7 separate regions of the Homo sapiens genome follow, and all the other regions are linked to region 5. A link is a loop called in an ENCODE intact Hi-C map of the cell type or tissue named here. Cell type or tissue: IMR-90. All regions are shown on one strand. Region 1 overlaps MMADHC-DT (MMADHC divergent transcript). Region 2 has its middle 51 kb from the start of LINC01931. Region 3 has its middle 43 kb from the start of LINC01818. Region 4 has its middle 280 kb from the start of LINC02612. Region 5 overlaps MMADHC-DT (MMADHC divergent transcript). Region 6 overlaps RND3 (Rho family GTPase 3). Region 7 has its middle 140 kb from the start of LINC01818.

Region 1 (4,000 bases), 150 kb after region 5:
GTCAGCATCATAACTAGACAATCTGCCTGTTAGTACCATTCACCAGACTCAGAACCTAGTGATGATTTTATATTGAGCAATTCTAAATGTTAGAGCTATCCAATCCAAGATGATTTTTTCCTAAATTTATACTCTCTTTCTCTTTATTATCTTAATCCATTTCGCTGCTATCACAAAATACCTGAGACTAGGGCATTTACAAAGAATGGAAATTTATTTTCAACAGTTTTGGAGGTTGGGAAGTCCAAGATAAAGATGCTGTCAGGTTTGGTGTCTGGCAAGGACCCCATTCCCTGCTTCCAAGACGGTGCCTTATTGCTGCATCCACTGGAGGTGATAAAGGTTGTGCCCTCATATGATGAAAGGACAAATGGCAAAAGGGCCTAAGCTGGTTCTTCCCAGCCCTTTTAAAAAGCGCTAATTCAATTATGAGGGCAGAGTCCTCCCAACTTAATCACTTCCCAAAAGGTGCCACCACTTAATACCACCACAGTGGGAACTGAGTTTCAACACGAATTTTGAAGGGAACCCATTCAAACCACAGCAGTTATTTTACCAGGCTGAGGACTTAGAACTATTTATCTGTCCCAAATGTACATCTCTAACCCTGGCCACTCCTTAAAATCTTAACTCCTATCGTCAACTGTCATATGGACAAATCCATTTAGATGTCTAAGAGGCATCTCAAACTTAACAAGGCCAAAGCTGAAACCCTGATGTTCCTCTCTCTAGACAATTTTTTTTCCAGGCGGTTTTTCACATCTTAATAAGGAGCATAACATCCACCCAGGTGCTCAGGTCAAAATCTTCACCTCATTTAGCGTTTATGAATCTGGAGAAAGACCTGGGGTAATGCCAGATTTCTCTGGGCAAAGCCATTATTCAAGAATGTAATTTATAGAGGTCAGTTCTTCCCCTGCTAGAAGCAAATGGAATCCTGTCAACCCCCATGCCGGGGGTAGGCATGACTTTGGCAGAACAAATGTTTTTCATATTGAAAAAAAATACCCTTATGGATGACCCAGTCATATGTAGCAGACTTCAACAACTGCTGTTTTTGGCAGCAAAAATCAACCCCAAGGGCTGAAATTTTCAAGCAGTGGCCTTCTGAGTAGCTGCCAATAAAGAGTATTCAGCAGGTTGACTGAAAAACAGAATTTCCAGCGAGCCAAGAAACTAGGAGAACCTGGGTCAGAAGAGATCACAACCCAGAACAGGAGGTTGTCTTTTAGGGGTGATATGTTAATCTACTTCCTCTCTTCTCCCACAGGGAACCTGATGGAATAAACTGCTGTGAGAGGGAGTATTGAAAGTAAGTGAAAAAAAGAAGGGATGGTGGAAAATTCTTCATGGATTCATTGTTATTGGGGAGGGGCACTTTGTATTTATGCAGATAGCCCCACATGTTGTAGGACATTTAACATCTCTGGTTGGGAATGCCAGAAGAGCCCACCAGTCACTGTGATAACCACAAAAGAGTTTAAGGAAAGGATGTGTGTGTGTGTGTGTGTGTGTGTGTAATAGAGAGGAGAAAGCTCTTTTACCTCCTGGGGTGGTTAGAGTTAGGGAGACATGGTGACACACTGGATCAAGGGCAGCCCATTTCAGGATCCTCGAGGATTCCTCAGACAGGGCAGAACGCCTATTGCCAGGGTCCTGCGGGAGAATTCTTCCATCCTGAACTGAACTGACAAGGAATTCTGGGAATTGTTTTGCCATATGCATCCAAATTCCTGTTGGAGTAGGATTCTATTACACACCCTTAAATAACCAGAGTGTATGACACACTGGAGCATCTGTGATGTCATTTTCTCTGTGATACATTCTAGGGGCCTGAGTAATACTAATTAAAAAACATATGTTCCGTCTCCCTGCCGCTTGGGGCCAGGACTAGCTCTGGTGATCATCACATGCATATAGGAAGAAGGGTACAAAAAATAATCTCAGATGATTTAGACTCATCTGCCATGAATATCAATTTCATAAATTTTATAAGTACGCTAACATACAGCATGCCCTTGGGCTATTTATTTCACTTCTCTTAACCTCAGTTTTCCTATCTGTAAAAGGATAATGATACTTACTTTACAATGTTATAAGAAAGAATGGATAAAATAATTATGTGAAGTATCTGATCCACATTTCATGGCTAAATGCTTGTTAATTCCCCATCTAGCCAGACAGCCTAGATAATTAATTACCTGAAGTAAGGAAAATACTTTTGACTAAATTACGTTATATAGTTTTATAAAAGTCTGTCTTTTTAAGGTACTTTCCAACCTTCCTCTTGTCCATCTCATGCTTCTGCACAGCCAGCACTAGACAACTTACAAGAATGCATCTACACATTACCCTGAAGTTTAAACTGAAATATTAAACCTATGAGGATGTCAGCAGGAAAATGGGTTCTGTAATTTTTCTAGAGCCAAAGAGAGGGTATGATATACCATTCAATCTGGGCATCGAGTGACAGTTGTCTCGTAACAAATTGGTGGAAACAAGAAGGGAAAAATAATCAGCTTGGAACTGATGTATGCTGCAGGCAGCACCGGCATTTATACTACTCATGGCATGACTAAGCATTTGTTTGCTGTCATGTAACATAACCTTGAAGCCAAATACTTTTAAATATCTGCAAAAAACTCAAATAATTGGAGAGATTCCTTAAGAGGCATTCAGAAGTTACAGAAGTCAGGGATGTCAGTAACGATATAAACATTAAGATGATAAAAACGAAGCTGGGATATGTGTAGTCAGACATCAAAATGGAACAGGCTGTTAATGGTGCTTCCTTTTGCTGTTGTTCATTCTTTAAGACATCCTTTCTTATTCAGACAGCTTCATCTTTTTTCCCCAACCTCCATCTTTTCTGTTTCTTTCAAATTTCTCTGTAATACAGTCCTTATACTTTCCCCTCCCCAAAATGTCCCTTGAACACCATGAATATTCCAGTTGTCTTTTATCACAGGATGGATACATAAAGCTGTCTTTATGTGTTTATATACAGCATGAACCTAAGCAAAACAATTACAAGAATTGCTGAAGCAAAAAAAAAAAAATGTGTTAAAGTCCCAATGTTCTCGTTTACTAATTAACCCAGATAAAGGCATACTTTCCAAAACTGCTTTCATTTCACGTAAGAGTGCCAAAATTAATGAACTATTCAAGCTCAGCTGGAGTCTCAAAAATATGGTACCTAGTTCTTACAGGAAATACTTTTATTTTTTCAATAAAAATGGAAAAACTGGGAAATGAGCCAGTGGCTTCTCCTTCTCTTCCAATATCTTCTGTCTTGACCCTGAGGTTAAATATACTCATCACAGACACGGGCACAGACATATGTGACCTCACAGGGGCTGAAAAAGAAATCAGAAACAGCAAGAGAGGCAAAAATAAAAAAAAAAAAGAAATAAACAGCGGGTCATTTCTGACACGTGTGTCATATTTGAGCAAAGTAATAATAGCTTAGCATTAATTGGGTGCTTACTGTTTATGTGTGTGCCCCCCATGATACGTGCTTTACAGGCGTTATTTATCTGTTCCTCACACAGCTCTAAATGGTAGCTAATGACGACCACAGCAATCATTCAAGTAACATTTATTATGTGTTAAGTACAGTTCTAAGCACTTTGTAAACGTTAACCCATTTAATCTTTGTAAAAATTGTGTGAGATAAGTACTACCAGTATTCCTATTTCACATGGGAGAAAATTGAAGCACAGAGAATTTTAGTAATTTGCTCAACATCACAGTTAATAAGTTAGAGGACCTATGATTTCAACCCCGGGGCTGGTACCAAATAGTAGTAACCACCACTAAAGCTATAGGCTACTTCTCCTGGGTTGAAGGATGCTTGGCATTTTATGTGCACAGTGTTTGCAGACTTTATACCCAAAGTTTTTGTCTTCTGAGTAGCCAACATTAGGACTGCTGAAGACAGAAGGGAGACCAAGGTGATCCCAACTAGGGAGGGAGTAGGGGTTAGAGTGTGGAGATGGGC
Region 2 (4,000 bases), 310 kb after region 5:
TGAATAACATCTGTAGTTATTTGGAATATAAGGGAGATAATAAACAGCGCTTCCAGGAAAACCCAGAGTACAACTACTATTCAAACATAAAACTATTTTTTTAACTAAGCTGTATGCCAGTTGGTGCAGCAGATTTGGAATGCAAAGTTTGCTTGCATTTAGCTTAAAAATTTGTTTTTGAGTCAATTTTAAAATTGCCATTTTAAAATTAATATATACTCAAATAAGCTTTTTCATACTCATTGAATTGAGATGTCATTAGAAAAAAAATTTATTTTGTAAATTCTGTAAGTTTTAAAATACTTTTTTTACATTATAGATACAATGATAACTGCAAAGCTTCAAGTCAAAACAAGAATTTTTTAAATTTGCTAGGTCTGTGAAATGTGTAAGTTTGAAAAAATTTCTCCTCCTTTGCTTAAAATGTAATGTAACCTTGTTCAGCTTTTCTGAATTATACACTGATTCTAATCTTCTGGGATTTGTTTATTTGTAGCAAATACAGCTTCTTTGTTCGGAAGACAGAGTTTATAATGATTTATGAGAAACACGCAGGTTTCTAGATCACAACACAGGGCTATTTTAATGGGTATAGATGAACTGAATTTTCTGTAAAAGCCAATAGAGATAGAGAAAGGAAAGAGGAAAGGGAGGAGATAATGTTTTATATTTTCCTGACATATATATAATTCTTAAAAAATGATTAATAATATCTGATAAGTTCCAATAGAGTGAATTGTTTATCTCCTAATTGGTACATGTTTCCATTAGCTTTGCAATAAACAGGATGTTTTTCTTTTGTCTTTCCCTCATTTGTGCATCATTGTCAGAAATTTTGTTAAACTAGCTAAAGATAAGATAAAAATGAAGTGTCTTCTCTAAGTGAACTGGCTTTGTCTTACCAGGACATCACCATTTTAAAACTGTGTTAGCCAGGATTGTTACAGTTTTGCAAACTGGGCAAAATGCCTATCCTGGTCTTTGCACCAACTGTTAGAAACCCTATCTCTTAGGGTGGAGTTACTGTGGGTGAGCCCATGCATTAATCAGCTGAAGTGGAAGAAACTTGAAATGAGCTTAGGGAGAGAGCAGTCCCATTTATTTTCAAAATGTATTAGCTACCTGCATGATGGGCACATTTCCAAACCTTCAGGAAGGAATCCTTGGACAGGGACTTTTACGAATTGATGCCCCCATGACTGGTAACTACTTTTGAGAGACCATGGTGGGGTGAGGCAGAAGCTTGACTTACTGCTGCTTTTAGCCTTCAACTGCTGGGAAAATGTACTCTGTATATAAAGAAAATACAAACATTTTTTCTGGATCATTGTAAAGCAGTAATGGTTTAATAGTTTCCTCTGTGGGTCACAGACATGCTTCACTAGAATTAAGTTTTCTGTCTACATAAGGGGCTGATGAAACTCTCTTGTTTGTATCTCTCTAGGTCTTTTCTCTCAAACTACAAACCTCAATTAGATATCTGCCATGTACAAGGCAGTACGAGTAGATTTAAAGACAATTACACCATGGTTGCTATCCTAGAAAATGTTCACAATTTAGACAGGGAGATAAGGTAAACACTGTGTTGGAGGTTCCCCAAACCACTCCCAGTTTTGGTGATTTGCTAAGAGAACTCACAGGATGCAGTATACAGTCATATTCACTGCTACGATTTATTACAGTGAAAGGACACAAAGTAAAATTTACTAAAGCAAAAGGTGGGTGGAACAAAGTCAAGAGGCAATCACACACAAGCTTCCATGAGTCCTCTCCAGTGCAGTCACCCAGGATGTGCTTAATTTCTCCAGTGATAAATTGGGACAATGTCCCTGATATGCCTACCAGGGAAAATCATTCAGGACACAGTGCCCAGGGTTTTCATGTGAGGTAAGTCTGGTAGGCACCCCCTGCCTAGCACATTCCAAAATCCCTGATTCCCAGAAGGAAATCAGGTGTTCAGTATTAACTACACTGCTCACACAGTTTGGGCGCAGTGAGCCACTCTTCTCAGCTAGGAATGGTGGCAGTGTTTCTGAAATCCAAGTTTCCAGATGCCAGTCAAGGGCGAAGCTTGCAAGCAGGTTTTTCTAAGGATAGCCATTTCAGGCCTGCTATATTATCTCTTTTCTGCACAAAACCATATTGTCTTAATTTTGGGAGGCCAAGGTGGGCAGATCACTTGAACACAGGAGTTTGAGACCAGCCTGGGCAACATGAAAAAACGCTGTCTCTATAAAATATACAAAAAATTAGCCAGGCATGGTAACACATGCCTGTAGTCCCAGCTACTTGGGAAGCTGAGGTGGGAGGATAACAGGAGCCTGGGAGGTTGAGATTGCAGTGAGCTGTGATCACGCCGTTGCACACCAGCCTGGGCAATGAAGTGACACCAATCTCAAAAACAAAAAAACAAAAAAACAAAAAAACAAAAAAAAAACCCGCATACTTTAAGAGAATTAAAAACAGTATAGGAATTAAGTAAAAGATAAATATATGAGGAAATATTGGCAGTAGGAGAGGTATGTAGATCAATGTAACAGAATAATGACTCTAAAAATAGACCTAGAAGTTTCAGAGTGATTCAATAGGGAAAAGAATAGTCTTTCAATAAATGGTGCTAGAATAATTGGACATTTGTATGGAAAATTACGACCTCCCTTCTTACCTGGTATCATATATAAAAATAAACTCAAAACGAATGAGACCACCATATAAGAATTAAAACAATAAAATTCCCTAAAAAAAATACACACAAAAAATTTTGTGATATTGGTTAGGCAAACATTCCTTAGCAAGAAATGCTAAGAAATGAATGAACTACTAAAGAAAAAAGATAATGTGGACTTCATCAAAATTAAAACTTCAGCTCTTGAAAGACACTGCAAGGAAATTTGAAAAGGCAAACAACTAGAATTGCAGAAAATATTAGCAAACACACAATAATATCTATATTGTGCAGGAAAACTTTCCTTAGAAATTTACAACTCAAGAAGATGATGCGATTAAAAACCTGCAAAAGAGGAAAAGAGAGAAGAATCAAAAAGACACAATAAAAATGTTAAAGGGGATATCACCACTGATCCCACAGAAATAAGAACTACCATCAGAGAATACTATAAACACCTCTATGTAAATAAACTAGAAAATCTAGGAGAAATGGATAAATTCCTGGACACATACACCCTGCAAAGACTAAACCAGGAGGAAGGTGAACCCCTGAATAGACCAAAAACATGTTCTGAAATTGAGGCAGTAATTAATAGAATAGCCTATCAACCAAAAACAAACAAAAAAAGCCCAAGACCAGACGGATTCACAGCTGAATTCTTCCAGAGGTACAAAGAGGAGCTGGTACCATTCCTTCTGAAACTATCCCAAACAATAGAAAAAGAGGGACTCCTCCCTAACTCATTTTATGAGACCAGCATCATCCTGATACCAAAACCGGGCAGAGATATAATAAAAAAAGAAAATTTCAGTCCAATATCCCAGATGAACATTGATGCAAAAATCCTCAATAAAATACTGGCAAACTGAATCCAGTAGCACATCAAAAAGCTTATCCACCACAATCAAGTCTGCTTCATCCCTGGGATGCAAGGCTGGTTCAACATATTCAAATCAATAAACGTAATCCATCACATGAACAGAACCAATGACAAAAACCACATGATTATCTCAATAGATGCAGAAAAGACCTTCGATAAAATTCAACATCCCTTCATGCTACAAACTCTCAATAAACTAGGTATTGATGGAACATATCTCATAAGAGCTATTTATGACAAACCCATAGCCAGTATCATACTGAATGGGCAAAAGCTGGAAGCATTCCCTTTGAAAACCAGCACAAGACAAGTATGCCCTGTCTCACCACTTCTATTCAATGCAATATTGGAATTTCTGGCCAGGGCAATCAGACAAGAGAAAGAAATAAAGGGTATTCACATCGGAAGAAGAAAGTCAAGTTGTCTCTGCTTGAAGACAACATGATTCTATA
Region 3 (4,000 bases), 530 kb after region 5:
TAAAAAGCCTGCACTGAATACCCATTACAAAATGCCAAGTAAATGAAAGTCTAGAGCAGTGTGAAGGGGGAAGCTACCTGCCAAATACAGTTACCGGGTGGGAAAGAAGTCAGGAAATGGCAACATTAGAGGGAGTGTTTTGGGGGAGGAAATATAGCTTCAACAGAGCTTTGAAGGATGATATGATGAAAGATGGCACTAGAGGGGTACTATTAAGGACTTGGGTCAAAATGCCAGAATAGTTGTTTCTCTGGGTCACTTGCTACCAAGAACAGTGCTGAGACACCAAATTCTCATCAAATTCCTCCTGGCTACTGGAGAGGTTGCCACCATGGAACGGGAGGAAGTTGGTCTCCTGGTCCCACATATCCCACAAGGGATCTTGACTCTCCTCCCCTACCACTCAGGGGACCCTGGGCTCCTTTCCTCTGGCTCTGAGTTGGTGAATGTTACTCTTTCAGAAGGGCTGTATACTCTTCCCCTCCCTTCAACCTTAATGCCATTACAGCTCTTCCACAGATGTCTGCTATGAAGAAACATCTAGTGAGGATTGTAATGCAGGTATAAACTATTAAAGTACTATATCAGGACAAGAAGATGAAGTCAATCTGAAAGAAGTGATTCATGCAACAAAAGAAAACAAAGTATAAAAAATGATCACATAAATTGACACTTCTGTAAATAGTTAGGGAAAGCCAGCTTGGTATATGTTGGATAAGCGTAGCTGAAGCAGTAAAAAGGAAAGTGAGAAAGATGCTAAGTTTGGTTTAAACTAACTAAGGCAATAGAAGTTGAGTTATCCCTAGGCAGCTGATACCTAGTGGGTGTGTTACTTCTGTTCCCAGCACCTAGCAGAGTGTCTTGTATATAGTAAGTGCTCAAATGTGTTGAGAAAATTGTATTGGGGCCAAAAATAGTACTTTTTAGTAGTTAGCATATAGGTGATGACTCAGAAACTACAAATAATTCCAAATAACCATGATTAATTCCAAGTGTCTTTGCTGTCTCTATATTGTAGTGTATCATTTGTAGAAGGTGGGAGTTGGAGGGTGGCAGAAAGAAGTTATAACTTCTTTTTAATACTCAGGTATTGTTTAGGCTTCCTTTTTCTTAAATGATAACCTGCACCTAAGTCCAATATATATTAAAACAACACTCAGCAACAATTATGAAAGTGCTAAGCAGGGTTGTTCTGATTAAAGTGGGCTTGGGGGTTCCAGAACTTTGCCTTTCTACTCGGTTCCCTGTGGCAGCCCTGTCACTCTTCTGTAGGGCTTCATGGAAAACCACTAACCCAGGCTTAATGCCCAGTCTGTTGTGTTTACCCTTGTCGCTCTGGGTAGTTGAAACTTGTGGTCAGAACAGACACTTCATAGGTCGATTACTGAACCACTATTTACTAATTTTCAGTAGCCGCCGACTTCAGCAGCCACATGCCAGTTTTGCTGGGATATGAAGGGCTTAAGAATATTTGATGAAAGAGTGAGAGAATGTTGTGAAAGGGTGTAGCTCTTTACACTTACAGATATTGTAGGGGTGGGGGTGGGGTGGGGTAGAACACAATAAAAGCATGTGGCCTGAATGGTTAGCCTAGGACCTATGTAAACGTCTTACCCTGGTGGTTGAAAAGTTATCTTTTCCCACCATTTTTATGTACCAGGGGTTCGAAAGAGCCACAGAGAAGCCGCAGCAGCAGATACTGTTCCCATGAGATTTCTGGAATCCATTTGGCCACTGTTCACCTCACCAGCCGGGCATTTGGACATCTCAGAGCAGCAGGCTTGGCATTGAAGCGTCTGTGGTACTCGTTTTGATGTGCACCCAGGTTCGAGCTCCCAGGCCAGCTAAGAGCTATTTCTCACACGTCCTCATTGTTTCGCACTCTCCCTCCTGGGAGAGAGGACATTTGTTAATGATTAGGAAGACAGAGGCTTTGAATCATGCCTCCCACCCACAGTGACACATGGGCTCTAAGCCCTAGCGCCTCGTAGTGTCCAGAGGAATATGAGCTTCCTCTTTTCTGCCCTCTGTGAAATATGCAGCACGTTCACTTATGAGACAAAAAAAAAATAAACAAAACTGGCCAGTCTTCTCTCTCAAAGGTGAGAGGAGCAGACTGAGGTTACTTCTGCCAGACAGAAGTTCCTTGTCCTGTGATGCTCCTTAATAAACTGGTTCATGCTGCCACTTAACTAGATGCTCTGCAGAGAACATAGTTGATATGTAAGAATTTCCCAGAAAATTTCTGATTTGATTGAAAATAAGATTTTTAATACATTTCATTTTATCAAAAATAGTATTTTATTTTTATTATTTAATTGCATTTTGTTAAAATTTAAATTTATTATTATATTTATTGTATTAAATATATGTGTATTTATTTTATTTTATTAAAAATAATGGGCATCTTAATCGTCCAGGCAACCACAAAGGAAACAGACACTCAGTTGTTCAGCTAATGTCAGGATGAGTCAAGCGCTCAAAATGCAAGTCAGGTTATGACAACTACCAGGCGATTGTCAAGTTTCCCCTGTACCTGCCCCTTGGCTCGTGCGGCCGGTCCCAGGTTTATGAGGTAGAGCAATTAAGTGCCTCTCTCTTCAGCATAGGCAGGCACACAGGATTTGGTTGGCTACTCAGCTTAATTTAGCTATGTGCCATGTTTCCCTGGCATGTCATGTGGGGCACACAGTTCAAAAATGGAATGAGAAAGCTGAGGCTTGCTTAACTCGGGTATGAGATTTAGTGCCGAGGCTCCTGTGAGACCCCGAGCCTGCCAGAACTGCACTGTGCTGCCCTGGACCCCTTCTAATCTGAAAGACAATGTGTGAGGCCAAGCCTAGTGACCTGAAAGGGACCCTTGAGCATAGGTGAGCTGTGTTCTGAGGAGGTCAGATACTGTGGAAGGAAGGGCTCCGGTAGTAATGGCACCACACACAAACTTAACTGCACTCACTACACACATCACTTATTACCACTGTCACTTAGGGGACAGGCCTGACTGACCTTGTGCAAATTACAGCTGCCTCTGTATGTGGCCACAGAAAACAGAGGTGACAACCCTTAAGAGAACAGGAACTCCCCTAATGACCTCTAATTACAGACATCAAACAAACTGAAAGCAATTCTTCCCCCTGATTTCCTGAGATTCCCTGGGCTTAAAAGGCCCACAAAACATTTTCTTTCACAAATGTCACCAATGAGCTAGTAAATGCGCATCACTTACACTGACAATGTTTATGTCAATCAAATTATAAAATAATTTTATAAATTATAAAATAACAATGCCCTAACTAGTCACTGACATTTTATCATCAAAGCTAAAAAATACAATCAAGGTCCTAAGGCCACAGCTTGAAGTCAGAAAGTGTCAGAGCCACCTTAGTTTACCCCACCCGGCCTGCTTCAAACTGGTTCCCATGAGCCTGTACTTCTGACAGTAGAAGCAGCATGCGGTTCCTTAATTACTCACACCTCGTGAGAGTGAGATATGACTAAGCCACATATGCAGCCTGCTCTACCCTAATCCCCACCACCCCCCAACACTGTACCCCATCTCTCGCTCTCAGGGACTCAGAGCCTGGAGTCAGGGCCCATTTACAGCATCTATACTTGGCTTAGCTCTTCCTCAGAATTTCTGGAATATCCAAATCTAAGGCCTGCCAAACACTTTTTTTTTTTTTCTGACTGGAAGGAGAACTGGATTGAAATCATTTCTACCTTCCCCTCAGACTCTCAAGATAGAAGGCGCTGACTCTAACAGTGATTCAGGAAAAGAGAAAGTTGTAAAATCCTGGTTTATGGCACTGTGCTGCATGAAATAAATTACCTGTAAATGTGTTGGCCTGCACTGCCTACCTGGTGTTTTAAATTTGAATTAGTTGTCAATATTAAAAAATCAGGAGCTGTCTCACAAAAATCAATTTATGGATTCTCTTAAAAATGAGTATCTGGCAACACTGGGCCTGCAGTCGTGACTGGTGATGATTAGGTGGAATCT
Region 4 (4,000 bases), 1.3 Mb after region 5:
TTATTAAGGGTTACTGGCACTTGAGAGATGAGTTTTAACATTAAGGCTTAGCTTAAATTAGTAACATGCACATGGATTCCCCCAAATGAGCTCATGATGTTTATTTATTATATATCAAATGAATTGTTTCTATAAAACGATGTTTCTTTTCCTCCTTAGAATTGGCCATCAGGTTTCCTGTGTTTTTCCAAATTCGGCAATATTAGCTTTAACAACAATTATCATTTAGGAAACCATCTGCCAATATATGTTTTTATATACCTTTCCTCCATTGAGTCCAGTGAGCTTTGCCAAACTGTTTCCAAAAGTAGTCTGTTACTTTAATTCACTTTTAACCAGTATGATTATCATAACTTTAATTCCTTCTTCTTACAATTGCTCTACTAACATAAATAAAATTATATTCATTGTTCTCAAAATTCTTATTTATAAAATATGGTACAATCACTTTTCCTCCCCAAAGACTAGGATTTAACACCATTTTTCTGTTATTTTTCTTTAAAATGTGGTTCATGTTGTCACATTTATAAAATTGATTTATACAAAATTTAGTCAATTTTTACTAATTTCATCTGAACTATTCTCTATATATCTATTTATTTGTTTACATTTATTGAAACAAAACATAATCACATCTACCTAAAAATTTTATTTTTATTGTTGTTTCAAATTTCTTGATTGGTTGGTTTAATTGTCAAGTAAATGAACCAAGTATTTTGGCACATGGTATCTGTGTATGAAGACTCACAATGATAGTGTTTTAAAGCATAGGATGAAAATAAGTTAAGATTCCCTAAAGATTAGAATGGTTGATTGCTATAGAAAATTATTTGCTCATTTTGAGCTAAGGAATGAAAGAAAGGCTGTAAAGGAGGTGCTCACTCAGCCTTAACATCACTGAGCCCAACTGAACCATCATCACACCTGTGATTAGAAACCTTCATCATCAATCACCAATTATAGCAGATAAGAATATAGAAGTTAATGATGCCAGTCGTGACAATTGCTGAACACATTTAAATGAGGTGCAGCATCTGATTGAATTGCCAGATAACTTTAAGGATTTCAGTAAATTCCTCTTCTAGTATAAAAATAAAAGTGGAAGGAAAGCACCCCAAAACTATCATGACAGACATATTTGCAAATCAATACTTAAAATAGAGATTTATTGTAGAGAAAAAAGGAGTAAAGCTTTTTGGTTTTGTTTTTGCTTAACATACAAAAAAAAAAAAGTAAACCAAAGCTATAGAGGCAAATGAAAATAATGTGACTAAATTATGCAACTTGAAAAATGAAGCAAAGGACAGATACCCAGAAAATTTGCATGGAATACCAATTTCACTGTCCGAATGAAAAATTAGACTAGAATAACAATGAAAACAAATCCTAGTAGGTAAAACCACAGTGGATTTGTTTGTGTCAGGTCACATCTGCCGAGCCCAGAAAGCCTGCTGAGGACACTGGTTAATAGTAAACACCTTTTTGGAGCTGCCTGTCACAAGGACCACATCAGGGAATTCCCCTTAATAAAATCAGTAACTTTATTTAAAAAAAAAAAAAAACTAAAAACTAAAGTCATCAACTTATATTTAAATTTCAAAAAGAGAACTAGCTTTTTAAAAAAATTACAAACAAATGTATAAATCTAGATTTTGTATGCTATACTGGATCTGCTTAAGGTGCCACATGCCTGTATTTAGAATATGTCCCACAAATAAAAATAATATTCTATGAATGCAATAAAAAACAGAGATATTGGCTAGCTGTTTTGCTTAATCTGTAAAGTGAGATATGAAAAGCTGATATAAAAAGAATAACCATAGCATTAACAATACTGATGTCATGGCAGCTGGCATACCTACAATGTTTTAGGCCCTAAACTACATTTTCTACCGTCACTGTCACGTGGCGAGCCACATATTGTGCAATATGCTTTAGCAGGCATGTTGCTAGTAAACTGAAGAAGCACTTGCTTGATGGGAAAAAGAAAGGATGAAAGAAACGACCAGAGCAAACTTGAGGTCAAACACAAAATCAAAGTTTATGATTTGGCTCTCAGTTTTATTTCAATAACTGAGAAGGAACGAAAAAGAAGCAGTAAAGCAAAACAAAGTAGAATGCACTCATTTGGAGCCAGGAAAATGTTTTTGAAGGAATCTTTGGGGTGGAAGTGCTTAGTCACAATACTGGTTGCATAAGGAGTGCTACGCAAGAAAAATAACTCGATCTTGGGGGAAGAGCTCTCCCGTGTGGTGTGTCCCTCCTGTCACTGTGAGGACCACAGTCATGGTTGTGAAACCAGCCGGCAACTCAGGCTGCCCTGGTGCCACAGAGCTCCAAGTCCAAGAAGTAAGACCAGCAGCGTGTTAATCTTATTAATCCCAAAACTGGCTTTATTTCTGCACTGGAGAGGAAGGATAGGGGGTTTCTATTACTGACTAGGAATCTGAAACCCAACTTTGTGGTTCCCAAAAACCCAGTTCAGAAAACCTTATTTAAACATTTATTTAACTCACCTGCTTAACTCAGTCCCCATCCCCTCCCCTACCAGGAATCAAGTAACTCAGAATCGATGGATGCATTTTATGTCTTCCTCAATCATACAAGCCACAAATGGTTACCTAAGGGCTAATTTTGCACCGGCCCTTCCTATAACTCCCTAGTAGTGGAACATCGGCCCTGTACACGCAGGACAGGGGTCAGGAGAGCCAACAGTTGGAGGTTTAGACTTTGAGTACTAAAAAGCTCATTTTCAAACATTTCATCTGATTTCTCTTTCCTGATAGAAGTTTTCTGGGGGGATTTTTTTCCTCAGCTGTTATCTATTTCTAACAAAAACTTTAGAAAAATTTTCCTGTATAGATATTTCACCATGGGAAACATTTATTATAATAAGAATTTAAGTGTATATTTAGGAGTCCTTATGCAAGTGAGCAGCAACTAGTTTATTCAATTAATTGAACAGCTGAGAACTACAAATGGTTTTTTATGTTATACCAGTTAGAGTTTATTTTACTTATAAAAAACAAATGTGCAACTTAAACTATCTTTTACCGTAATGGCCTTTATTCATTCCCTTGTGTAATTGAAACATTCAGCATGTTCTGGGTTCCCTGCAAGAGTGGATTCAGCAACCCAGCAATGCCGCAGAGGCTCCTGGTCCCTCCATTTCTAGGCTTTGTCTTGCAAGGCAGCAGCCTCATCCTCTGTCTTGCTCTTGATCCAGGGTGGCTGCTGTCATTCTTCGTCAAGACGTCGAGACCTGTAGGGGCTCACTTTTCTTCCCGCAAACATAGAACCGAAGTCTTGTACTTCATGCAAGTGATCCAGTTCAGGTCAGATAACTACTCTAAACCAATCACTGTGGCCAAGGGGAAAGGACTTTGCTAGGTACCTTACCCTAGTCCAGGTCAGAACTGAATGATGCGCAGTGGTAGTCATTTCCAGGGGCAGCACTTGGTGATATTGACAGGTCTTGGCAAAATCTGATCATGAATCTGTTCTATTTGGTATTTGAAAAAAGGACTGACTTATCTTTTAGAAGTAGACTGAGTTGGCTTCAGATTCTTTAAATTGATCAGGATAAAGGCAGAAACAGGTGAAGGGAGAGATGTTGCTTCCCGAGGGAGACCCTGGACTTCCTATTAACAGGGTATGTGAGATGTCAAGTAATAATAAGAAAAAAACAGCTAAAATGGAAGATATGTAGCCCTAATGGTAATCTGGTTTTCTGCAGTAGGTCATAGAAGTTCCAACAGGCTACTGCTTGGACATGTAAGTTTTGTGAAATAGACAAGATTTATCCATTAAGTAATTGTCCTTATTGGTTGGTACACACCCTCTTCTGTCCCTGAAACTGGTGGAACCAAACTGTTGAGAAGCAGACAGGTCATGCTTCTCACAAAGCAGGAGCTGCCATCCCTAGCAACTATGGCTGGACCAGACTATGTCTGAGTTAAGGGTGACAGAAGACAAAAGCTTAGAGACATATTCAACTAAA
Region 5 (4,000 bases):
ACAGGTAAGAAATAAAAACAGTTCAGGGGAGAAGTGCAATATACACTATGAACACCAGCTGTCAGTACTCTACAATTTAAAAATGACCTTGATGGTTAATAGTGAAAAGAATTATTACAAGAACATTTTCTAAATTTGAAATGTAAAGATCTAGGGAACATGAGCTCTAAGTTAAACAGATTTGAATTATCCTGTGATTTTATCAAAGATCTCTAGACATATAAATAGTTTACAGAGAGTAGTGGTTGGAGATTTAGAGATTTTGGGTACATGTGAGTAAGTCCATGTCAGAATAATGTCTTACTATACTTGGGAAAATAAAGTGAATGCTTTTGTGGTTTTAAAACCAAACTGGACTCTACAGTTTGAAAGTATGTAAGGCAGGTCAATGACTCTTTCTAAGAATATCTTTTCATTTTCTTGGCATTATGTCCTGATGTTACTGGGTTTTTCAGGTACTTAATTTTCATGTGTAGCTCAGGGATTAAAAGTCTTGTGCAGTATTCAAAGGAACTTTTTCTGTATTTGTAGACACTGCACCATACTGGGAGACTTGGATTCGAATTCTGTCTTTTCCTTATAGCCTCGTGCAGATTACAATGACAATTCCTTAACATCTCTGAGTCTTTTAGTGTGCATAAAAATACCCACATAAGGGTTGTCAAGAGGAGGATCCAGATAATATAATAAATATGAAATGCTCTACCAATTATGAAGCATTAAATAAATGCAAGGTAGTACTTGAATGCTTATGGCATTGGGCTTTCACTTTTATATTTGATCTTTGGAACCCCACTATAGCACCCATTTCCATAAAAATGACTCAGGTTTCACTAGGAGCCTAGTTACTTTTCCTAGTTAGGTATTTTTTTTTTCCCCACCCCAAATAGCGTTGCCTGATAAAATACTGGACAGCCAGGTAAGTTTGATATAAAGTTTGATTTCATGTAAACAATGATTTCTTTTTAATTCTTCAGCTAAGACAGCGGAAGAGATGATTTATTGTATGGTTGTTACACTCGGCCACAAGTAAACACATAAATAGTCCAGAATGTCACAGGTCTAGGGCAAAGGACCAAAATGGGCAGTTTTGGTTATGAGCAACATGGGTCTTAGAGGTGATTGGCGATCAGAGGGCGATGAAGTTCTAGATCATGAGATAAGCTCTGGACAGTAGCATGCAGTCCTACAACTTGTACCAGCATCTCCAGCGTCTAGCATTCCATGTTTCTGCTCCTGTGGCCTCCATGGTACAAGAAGCTAGTGGTTTACTTGGACATCTGACTCATCTTTCTTCTTTTGCGCTTCAACCTGTGCATTCGCTTCTTCCTCCACTTGGCTCTTATGGCACAGAGGTTTTCAAGAAAATGGTGCTAAGGCCGAGATGACAATGAATAATTTTTTAGTATGACTATGTCCCATGTATTGCACAGCAAACTGGAAAATCTAACTCCAAGACCAAATGCTATCTACATTCATGCATCTTCTACTCACCAATCTCATCTAATTGCTTACATCTTCTATTTTGCCTGTATGGAAAAAGTCTGACTCAAAGACAGTAATGTAGATCTAAAAATGGTCTTGAGAGAAATTATTGCTATCTGAAAGCTCACGTCTTCAAAAATTTTTACACTTCCTGTCTAGAAACGGCTCTGGCTTATCTCTAAAGAGTGCTTAGAATAAAATAGAGTCACTTAAGTACTTACTCCTTGGGATTATTTTTGATTTTTTTTTGTGCTGTTATTCTGTTGACTTTTGATTATTCATTAACATCTCTTTCTCTGTCTCACTGTGTGGTTGTGGGAGTAGAAGGAGGGAAGAGGTGACTCTCCAAAATGAAATAATTCGAAAGCCACTTACATGTTGCTATTATGAACAATTCTGAGGCATTTCTGGTACAGCTTTCTCTTTCCAATTATATTTGGTATAGCAAATAATGCTATTAAAATATATAGACTTTATATAAAGAAAGACCACATCCTGATACTGAAGGAGAGGAAGAAGAAGGAAAGGTGGGAGTTCGCTGTGTGCTCAGCAGAAAGCAGGGTCGTCCTGGGGAACACTTTGCAGTTTCAAAGTACTTGAGGAGGGTAGGCCACAAAATGGGAGTTTAACTGTACTAAAGTAAATTCTTAATGACACTTTCACGTGGATGCCCTGAAGCAGAGGGAGGAATCACACCAGGAAACCTGATGCGGGAGAGAGCCATGTCCCACAGTTTGACCGAAAAAAATGTTGCCTTTGGGCTCACCTAACTCTGGACACTAGGTGTCAGTATACAGCAATGTAACGATTTTAGGATGCGGGGTTGATGTGCTGAATTAGTGGGGGAAGAGTTGTGAGATGATGTTTCGTTTCCTGCTGTTAACACAGGTCCTCGATTTATGGTAGAGGTTCTTTCAGCTGTGATCTTATGAATCATCAATAGAGACAGGAACTGTGTCAGAGTCACCTCTAGGGGTTTCCTTCATATTTTCTTTTTCTTTTCTCACTGGCTAGGACTGATTACTTCTTCACATCTCTGCAAAGTACTTAATTAGTCTCATCAGGCAGCCAAACTTGATACCTTCGTCCAATTTTAGATACAGAGATGATGAAGGTGTTTCATTGGCAGTTGGGGCCATTAGAGGGACCCCGCAGGGCAGAGCGACGTTGCACTGAGGCGATCTGAGCTGAGCACAGGGGTAAGGATATATTCCTGGACTGTGTGCTGCTGTCACCGAGAACATTTGCAAATCTGCTGACACATTACAGTGGGAATATCCCCTGGACGCATGGAAGGCCCAGTGCCCTGTCATTTGAGCAGTGCAGGCACGTCACCAGCCCATGGGGATGTCAGTATTCATGCTGCTCTTTGATATAAAGTTCGCATTTTCTATATGGTTTGATGATGTTTAGTGGGATCAGTGATGCCTGTTTGTTAATTGCTTACAGAAGATTTGGGCTTAAAAATAAAATCTTGGATCAGGTAACATTCTCTGTTTTAAATTTTATTGATATTTCTGAATTCCAAGGAAATTACTTACATATCAGATGGTCTTTGAAACCTTATTTTTTTCTATTATTTTTAGTATTCTCTGCACTCTGTCTTATATTTCTGCCCTTTCTCCTGCATAAGTAAAACAGAAAGATTTAGTTAGCGTTTGAGGATGAAAATTATCAAGCCTATATTCTCAACAACAATCTGGGATTTGAGTTAATTTTAATGTCCAATTTGTGTCCCTCTTGCCCCCTTTACATGTGTGACTTTATTTTCAGCTATCTTTTAATATTATTCACTCTTAGTCACACCAACTATGCTTATCCCTACCTAAGTCCTTCTCATCTTGTTATCACCAGCTGGTAAATTCTTCCTGCTTCCTTTACTTATATAAATGTGGCTGCTTTTTCAATATCAGCTCCAAGCCATCTCCTCCATGAAGCTATCTGGGTAATTCACAGAAATCTGCTTTCCTGAATCATAGAGCATTGCTCAGTGTAGCTCATGATTATAACCTAGTCTTAGTTGCTTTTTAATTAGTTTGCACACGTGTACATATACACACACATGCACACACACACACACATGACCAACTAGATTACAAGCTTTTCAAAAGTGGGGGCTGTACCCCAGTGACATCTAGTAATATGCTGAGTATCATATATACATTTTCAATAGATAGCCATTTTTTGTTTATCTCTTTGATTGCGGAGGCTAAAACATAATAGGTATTTAATAAATGTTGAGAGATCTGAGGAATTGATTTAAATTACTCTGCTGAAGTACTAGATCTTTGATAATATTAGATTGTGACATTTGGTGTGACAATTCTGGTAGTCATTAGCATATACCTTTGCAAGAGCTAGCTCAAGTCTTATACCTTCCATGACAACTTCTCTAGGCTAATACAGTCCTCATTGTTCCTCCTGGTCCTGAATTTCTCCTTCTCCTGTTTCTGAACTCCTAAAGCATCGTACATCTACATTGGGCAAGTGCCTTAGGACTACATCTGTAGAATGG
Region 6 (4,000 bases), 870 kb after region 5:
AGCACTTTGAGAGGTGGAGACCAGGAGTTTGAGACTAGCCTGGATAACATAGCAAGACTCCATCTCCACCAAAAAAAAAAAAAAAAAAAATTAAAAATTAGCCAGGTATGGTAACATAGACCTGTAGTCTCAGCTGTTCAGAAGGCTGAGGCAGGAGGGTCACTTGAGCTCAGGAGTTCAAGGCTGCAGTGAGCTATGATCATATTACTGCACTCCAGCCTGAGTGACAGAGAGTGAGACTCTGCCAAAAAAAAAAAAATCCAGCAGCATAGCATCTTCAAATCTCTCTCCATCCTTCTGCCTGACCCTCTGTCATCTCTGTCATCACATTGCCACTGTCTGACTCTGATTCCTCCTACATAATTGTTATAAAGGTCTGTGACTACATGGGCCCTCTCTGGATAATCCAGAATAATCTTTCCATCACAAGATCTTTAATTTGATCACAACTGCAAAGTCCTTTTTGCTATACAAGGAAACATTCACAGTTTCTGGGATTAGGAGGTGGACATGCTTGGGGAGTCATTATGCAGCCCACCACAATACTTTATGTTGCTTGAGTCTATTTATTTATATGCTGTAGTTTTGTAGAAAGAGTCATATTCATGGAGATTATGTTCAGGAAAGGAGAAAACAGAAAGGGAATTTATGTAGCCAAGTATATGAACAAGTGGTAAGAGGCAAGAACTATGTTCCCAGAGCTGAGAGGAACCTAAAGTTGTAAATAAGTTACCAACTGCCTCTGGGAGACATAAAGAACGAAGGGAGCGTCCTCTCACTAGCAATTGATCATCTTCCGTATGTGGTGTAACATATGCGGCTATTGCATTAATGTGCCTGGCTATGTATTGGAATATTTAGTGCCTACTCACTTTCTTTGATTCAGTTTATGTCAATGGAAATGACAACCAGTTCTGGTGTACTATAGTTTGGTAGTGACTGTCTCCCACTACTACATTATAAATTCCCCATGTGAGAGACTGTATTTAATTCATGATTATGAGCCAAACTCAGAAAAGTGACAGGCATGTAGTAGGCACTCAATAAATATTTGGTGAATAGAAAAATGATAAAAATAAAAACTTTGAGGTTAAAACAGAATGCTGGTGTCAAAATAACCCAGTAGAAAAAGGATAAGCAGCTTTAAGAGTTTCAGGAGAGTTAGAAGATGAGGTCATTTAAAAAAATTCTTTCTAATAAAAATAACTCCCTGAGTTATTTCTAAGTTTGTACTCAAGACAGACTCCCTGCAAGACTAGAATCTTCTAAGAAACTATTCCTGTAAAAGATTAAAATGAGAGAGACACAGTGTAAGTCTTACTCAGAGTTTGAAAACCACCTTTTAGTATTTAAAAAGGCATTAACCATGATCATTAATCAATAGAAAGGAATGTTCACAGAATGCTTAGAAGAAATGTTTGCTAAGGCAAGAAGTCAGAGAAAACGAAGGCATCCATGCCCAAGGCTGAAGACAAACGTTTTTCTTTTGCTTCAACAAATTAAAGCTGCTAGGAAAGAACAATTGACCAGAGAGGAACATTACTGTACAGCATATAAAATACTGCCAAGGTCAGCAAAACCTCAGCTTTTTATTTATTTTTTTATTTTTCTGTGCCAGTGATTGTTGAGAAATGAGTTTCTTGCAAGCCTGACTTAGACATTATGCTCCGAAGTTACTCAACACGAAGGATTTGGAAAGTACTTTTATTTCCTTTACTATTTGATGACGAGAATGAGTTACAGACATTTTCAGTAAATCTCTGTGCTTAAAATTGTTTATAAGGCCATTTCATAATGTCAGTGTGCTTTAATTTGTTCACTCATGCTGGATTCTCTGCTTCCCCCTTTGCTTTGGGCTTCTGAGAATTATTTCCAAGCAAATAACTATACCTCCAAGATTCCCAAAGCCACTCAGAAAAAAAGAAGCCACAAGGATGCATTTTTTTATATGAAGTGACTTAGCTGTGTAAAAAGAAGCACTGTTTTAAAATCCCACAGAGTATCTTTGGACACTTATGTAAAACTTATATGTAAGTATTTTAGCTGAAGACTGAGAATCAACTGGATTTATGGGGAGATAGTCCTCTCTTTTAAGCTGTTCCATGCTTACTGTACATCTCCCAGATCAGTGGGGTAACTTGTATTATGTTGTGCTGTGTTATTTATCCTTCCACGAATTGCTGCAAAAGCTGTGTTCTGGGTCATCCCCACAACTGCTGTGAACAAGGGCATGCCTTGCGAGGTGGCATGGGTTAAGGACCAAGGCTTAGGACCCCACAGGGCAGAGAGGCAAACTAGGCTTATATTAGTATTAAACCTGTGACTTGAGACTGCATCATATTGCTTCATTCTTAAAGACTTGAAGGATTTCCATCTTTTCTACAAGTTAATCTTAGGCAGTATCATAGCTCTTTTTTGTATATGATCAAATCACTTAATCTAATTATGCCCCATTTTTTTCTTGTGATTTGAAAGCATCATGAAAACTTTTATATATGCAGGTTTATCTGTTACTACTATGAAGAATCAAAAAATTCCAAAGCCTTCTAGTTCAGAAAACGTTAGGCCAGATTCTGTAATCACCTATGTTAAAGAACAAAGCTAAACAGCTAAATCAGGAAGTAGATAATAAAAGACAGATCACATTTAGACAAAGACATGGTTACTTTTTTATTTGAAGAAAAAAAAAGTATGTTTTAATAAATACTGCGGAAACATTGACCAAACAAACATACACAGTGACTTCAACAGTTTAAAAAATGCAACAAAAGTTCTGCTTTATAACAGTTATAACTTATTTTCTTTTTACAATATTTAAATACAGAAAGCACTCGCCAGCTATTTTGTAATACTGCCCAAAGCATAATGCTGCATCAATCAAAGCATATTATGTTGGTAAAATGTCTGTATTTTATGGGAAATGACTGGAATCGAATTTTCTTGCAGAGACAAGACAAAGTGCTTGTAAGACATAGAACTGAGTGTTGTAATTACCTTAATCTCTCCTGCCACGATTTAAGGGGAGCACAGCTTCAACACTTCAAAAACGAAGCACTATCATGGGAAAGAAAGCTCGTTTTCAACAAGCGCCAACAATAAACAGGTCAGATCTGGTTTCTTCTCTGAAAGAATCTCTAAAAGGAACTGGTCAAAAATATCTGTAAACTATTTTAAATGCTTATTATTTTACGTAACAACAGAGACCAAGTGCTGAACACAGACCTTGGCTGCATCTGTTCAGTGAGGTTTTAGCAATGACACTCTAGAAATGCCCTAGTGTTATGTCAGGACTGAAAGTTTATCATATAATCTTCCACTAGGGATTCTCTAAAGCTTGGGTAAGTGGCATCTTCTCTCATCAATGTTCATTTAATGAAAAGTGAAATAAACCAACAGATTATCAGATGCTGTCAGTTTTGGAGCTTCAACCCAAAATAATAGTCCTTTTGCTTTGTATTTTTGGTAACTTAATTCCAGACAGCTTTACTCACAAACTGTGCTTTCTGCTACTATTCTTTCCTTCACTCATTACCTTTTCTGGTGAAAACAGTAACTACCTTTTTTCTCTCCTTGGATCATTCTATGACATCAAACCAAGACACCTTTTATTTGACTTTGCATTTTTATCAACGATGGCAAAAAATCACACAACTTCTAAACAGCGCACAAAAATATTACATTGAGCAATTTACCACTTTTTAATGACAATCACAATGAAGAACAGAACCATCAGACTGAATAAAAATCGACATTTTTTTTCCTATTTGATCTATGCGATCTTTGTAGTGCTGGTCTACAAATCTTGCAAGATTGCAAAGGCTTTCCTTAGAACCATCCTACTCAGCTATCTTCAGGAAGGCAAGATTTCAAAGCCTCATAAAGTTTGCCTCTGGATATATCCCATGGGTCCTGATACAATTTCCTTTTTAATGATGAGCTAGAAAGAAATTAGATCACATCCTCTAGAAAACTAAATGCTAAGGTCACAGTGCCAGTTCCC
Region 7 (4,000 bases), 430 kb after region 5:
AAATAACCTGCAATCCAGTATCAGGAGTCACCCCATATCCTCAGAACTGAACAAAACCGAATAAACAAATATGTAAACTACAAAAACAGCAAAAGACTTTCTTTGGAAATACAGGATTAATGTCTTTAAGTGAGTTTAACCTCTTGAACCATACATCATACAGACATTCTTTGATTAAAATGTAGACCAGATTAAACAAACAAAAAAACAAAACAGCTGTCTCAGTGAGTCAACCTAGGAGCATAGCACAGAGCGAAGCCACAAACTCCATGAAAGTCGAGGCAAGGGTTCTCGAGAAGTGTCTGTGCTGCCTGTGGTCTGGAAGACACATTCTGGCACTTTCCATGCAACTTGAGTGCAGTGTTAATTCTTACCTGTCATAATAACAGCCACCTTCTGAGGCATTACCCTGCCAGGCACTGTTCTAGGCAGCTTACTATTTTAATACTGGATTGCAGGTTATTTTAAACTTGTGTCTGTCACTCCACAAAACCTTCACACAAAAAAAGTTTTTATAATTTTCTCAGCGTCAAACAGCTAATAAGTGGTAGTTAGGATTTCAGTCTCGTTCTTGACATCCATGCTTATACCCACAGCACATATTTTCATCAACTTGTAGAAGCTTATCCTTCTTGACATCATGTGTGGTTTTATGGGCAGGCTCTTTAGATTTATATATGGGTAAAGTATTTTAGAAATATTTATAAATATGTTGCATGTCCACATGAATTTGCTGTCATTTCTCTCCCTTTTTGATGTTCCCTTATATTTTATTTTTCTATAGTTGTTACTTTGCATGCTGTTATTGCCTACCTTGACTCTATTTTCCTGATAAATAAATGTTTATTGAGCAACAGGATGAGTGAACATTTCCCAAAACCTGCAACTCTAACAGCTAGATCCTTATCCATCATTATTAATATTGCACTTATTATATATATTTATATATAATATTGCATTTAATATATAAATATAAATAATATATTAAATGTATATATAATATATTAAATATAAATATATTTATAATATATAAATATTTATATAAATATAAAATATATATTAAATATAAATATATATAAAATATATATTAAATATATAAAATATAAATATATATTAAATATATATTAAATATATAAAATATAAATATATATTAAATATATTTTAAATATATAAAATATAAATATATATTAAATATATTTTAAATATATTAAATATAAATATATATTAAATATATTTTAAATATATTAAATATAAATACATATATTAAATATATATTATATATATAAAATATATAAAATATAAATATATATTAAATATATATAAAATATATATGTTAAATATATAAAAGATATATAAAATATAAATATATATTAAATATATATAAAATATATATATATTAAATATATATATTAAATATAAATATATATAAAATATAAATATATGTATTAAATATATATATTAAATATAAATATATGTATTAAATATATATTAAATATGAATATATGTATTAAATATATATTAAATATAAATATATGTATTATATATATAGAATATAAATATATGTATTAAATATAGTATATTAAATATAAATATATATAAAATATATATTAAATATGAATATATATAAAATATATATATTAAAAATATATATAATATAAATATATATAAAATATATATATTAAAAATATATATAATATAAATATATATAAAATATATATATTAAAAATATATATAAAATATATATATTAAAAATATATATAAAATATATATATTAAAAATATATATAAAATATATATATTAAAAATATATATTAAATATAAATATATATATTAAAAATATATATTAAATATAACTATATATTAAATATATATTAAATATAACTATATATTAAATATATATTAAATATAACTATATATTAAATATATATTAAATATAACTATATATTAAATATATATTAAATATAACTATATATTAAATATATATTAAATATAACTATATATTAAATATATATTAAATATAACTATATATTAAATATATATTAAATATAACTATATATTAAATATATATGAAATATAACTATATATTAAATATATATTAAATATAACTATATGTATTAAATATAAATATATGTCTTAAATATATATTAAATATAAATATATGTATTAAATATATATTAAATATAAATATGTGTATTAAATATATATTAAATATAAATATGTGTATTAAATATATATTAAATATAAATATGTGTATTAAATATATATTAAATATAAATATGTGTATTAAATATCTATATTAAATATAAATATATGTATTAAATATATATTAAATATAAATATATATTAAATATATATATTAAATATAAATATATATTAAATATAAATATATATATTAAATATATATATTAAATATAAATATATATAAAATATATATATTAAATATAAATATAAATATAAAATATATATTAAATATAAATACATATATTAAATATATGTATTAAATATATATATAAAATATATGTATTAAATATAAATATATATATAAAATATGTATTAAATATAAACATATATAAGAAATATATATATGTATATATTTAGTGTTTGGCCACAAGACAAGATCAATAATGGTTAGGTTCATTGAGATTTCTAATCTAACTTCTGGATAATGCAAAAGCTTCTCAAAGGGGGCAGAAAATTATGTCTTAATTCATGACTCTGTTCCTACCATATCTTAGTGTTTGATAAATAGTATGCCCAATAATTATTTGCTGAATAATTTAATCATTATCATTACCTAAACATTATGAACATGCATAAAAAGTATGCATAAGACACTAAATTAAGTAATGAATGGAATTCAGAAAAGCATAGTAATAAGAGTGACAATATTTACCATGCCAGACATTGTGCTCCGTGCTTTCTTTTGATGCATTGCATCCTCCTAATGACCTCACAGGTACTATCAATACCTTATTTTTGGTAGTAGAAAACCTGATTACTAGAGAAGTTAAATAAGCTATTTTCCCAAGGTCCCATAGCAAGTAAAGTGGCAGAGCCTGGATTCAAACCTAAGGCAGGTATTCATTCCAAAGCTATTTCAAGTAGTCTTTAGTATGACAGAAACCCTCTTACTTGGCATTAAAATTTTTATTTATTTAAATAGCCATTTAAAATAATTCATAATAATTAAATATGTTTTCCTTTAGCTTAAAAATATAAAAGTCTATTATTTTGCCGAACTTTTGCTATAAAACAAGCCTTGCTATTGAGTATGAATCATTCCCTTAGAATTCTATGTTGTCTTGCTTATACAAGCCACCTCTGTAGTACATTGTCCACAATTTCCAGTTCCAGTTTCTATTTAGTGGGGCCAGAATTTATAGACATCTGAAAAATAATTTCTGGTTTTTCCTCAATCTGTTCATTGCTTCAGTAACACCTAATCCAAGGCATTTAAAAACAACAACAACAACAGCAACAACTTATCTTTATCAAGTTTCTCCAAAGCCTTTGACCTAGTTCTCATACAAACAACTGTCTTTTGAGTGCATATTTAATAGGCTTACTTATATGATTCAGTTATGTAATAACAAAACAAAAGTAACTGTCATATATAGAACAGGGAATAAACATAACGAAGTCTCGATAAGCAAACAATTCTACTGGTGAGAGCAGTGGTAAACAAAAGAATGACCTAATAAACATGAGTATTCAGGGTCTTAAAGCATTGACTAATGCTTTTTAGAGCCAATGGGACATTAATTAATTGAGTGGAGTTTACTTAAGCCAACTTCTACTATATTACTTACATGTATTTTTCTTTGTCGAACCTTGATCCAGCACTTTACTATGTGCCAATCACTGTTCTAAGTGCTTTAAAAATATTCACTTATTTAATCCTCAAAATTACTCTCTGGGGTACACAGTATTATTATCTAATTTTACAGAAGAGGAAACTGATGGTCTGAGAGGTTACTTACCTTGCCCTAAATATACTCCTT

The links. A loop is a pair of places that touch in the nucleus more often than their neighbours do. Peaks named below come from ENCODE experiments on the same cell type or tissue, not always from the same donor. Only the 100,000 strongest peaks of a DNase experiment are listed, where the experiment ranks them.
Region 1: a loop joins it to region 5, with 3 times the contacts of the local background. A loop is called at or near these places in 2 of 110 quality-filtered maps.
Region 2: a loop joins it to region 5, with 2.9 times the contacts of the local background. A loop is called at or near these places in 2 of 110 quality-filtered maps.
Region 3: it touches region 5 in a loop (3-fold over the local background); 6 of 110 quality-filtered maps call a loop at or near these places.
Region 4: it touches region 5 in a loop (5-fold over the local background); 7 of 110 quality-filtered maps call a loop at or near these places.
Region 6: it touches region 5 in a loop (6-fold over the local background); 5 of 110 quality-filtered maps call a loop at or near these places.
Region 7: a loop joins it to region 5, with 2.9 times the contacts of the local background. A loop is called at or near these places in 2 of 110 quality-filtered maps.

The regions. Positions count from the first base shown.
Region 1 is chr2:149,742,448-149,746,447 of GRCh38, forward strand. It overlaps MMADHC-DT (MMADHC divergent transcript), which reads left to right. Exons shown (of 3, transcript NR_110240.1): 2 at 1,271-1,312. It overlaps LOC105373680 (a long non-coding RNA gene), which reads right to left. Exons shown (of 2, transcript XR_923464.3): 2 at 3,201-3,356. Among named protein-coding and RNA genes, the nearest start is that of LINC01931, 110 kb to the right of the region's middle. In IMR-90, a CTCF peak has its summit at 1,887; DNase peaks (open chromatin) are centred at 1,794 and 2,584; H3K4me3 peaks cover 155 bases; H3K27ac peaks cover 2,826 bases.
Region 2 is chr2:149,907,896-149,911,895 of GRCh38, forward strand. No RefSeq gene overlaps it. Among named protein-coding and RNA genes, the nearest start is that of LINC01931, 51 kb to the left of the region's middle. In IMR-90, no CTCF peak of the experiment used is centred here; a DNase peak (open chromatin) is centred at 1,596; H3K27ac peaks cover 164 bases.
Region 3 is chr2:150,124,006-150,128,005 of GRCh38, forward strand. No RefSeq gene overlaps it. Among named protein-coding and RNA genes, the nearest start is that of LINC01818, 43 kb to the right of the region's middle. In IMR-90, a CTCF peak has its summit at 1,960; a DNase peak (open chromatin) is centred at 1,986.
Region 4 is chr2:150,909,925-150,913,924 of GRCh38, forward strand. No RefSeq gene overlaps it. Among named protein-coding and RNA genes, the nearest start is that of LINC02612, 280 kb to the left of the region's middle. In IMR-90, a CTCF peak has its summit at 2,256; DNase peaks (open chromatin) are centred at 1,907 and 2,217; H3K4me3 peaks cover 559 bases; H3K27ac peaks cover 1,169 bases.
Region 5 is chr2:149,595,465-149,599,464 of GRCh38, forward strand. The region is part of intron 1 of MMADHC-DT (MMADHC divergent transcript); the gene reads left to right. Among named protein-coding and RNA genes, the nearest start is that of MMADHC, 9.7 kb to the left of the region's middle. In IMR-90, CTCF peaks have their summits at 37 and 2,269 (motif pointing right); a DNase peak (open chromatin) is centred at 2,347; H3K4me3 peaks cover 390 bases; H3K27ac peaks cover 530 bases.
Region 6 is chr2:150,465,550-150,469,549 of GRCh38, forward strand. RND3 (Rho family GTPase 3) reads right to left here. Exons shown (of 6, transcript NM_005168.5): 6 at 2,646-4,000. Among named protein-coding and RNA genes, the nearest start is that of RND3, 20 kb to the right of the region's middle. In IMR-90, no CTCF peak of the experiment used is centred here; DNase peaks (open chromatin) are centred at 682 and 1,512; H3K27ac peaks cover 512 bases.
Region 7 is chr2:150,022,946-150,026,945 of GRCh38, forward strand. No RefSeq gene overlaps it. Among named protein-coding and RNA genes, the nearest start is that of LINC01818, 140 kb to the right of the region's middle. In IMR-90, no CTCF peak of the experiment used is centred here; no DNase peak of the experiment used is centred here.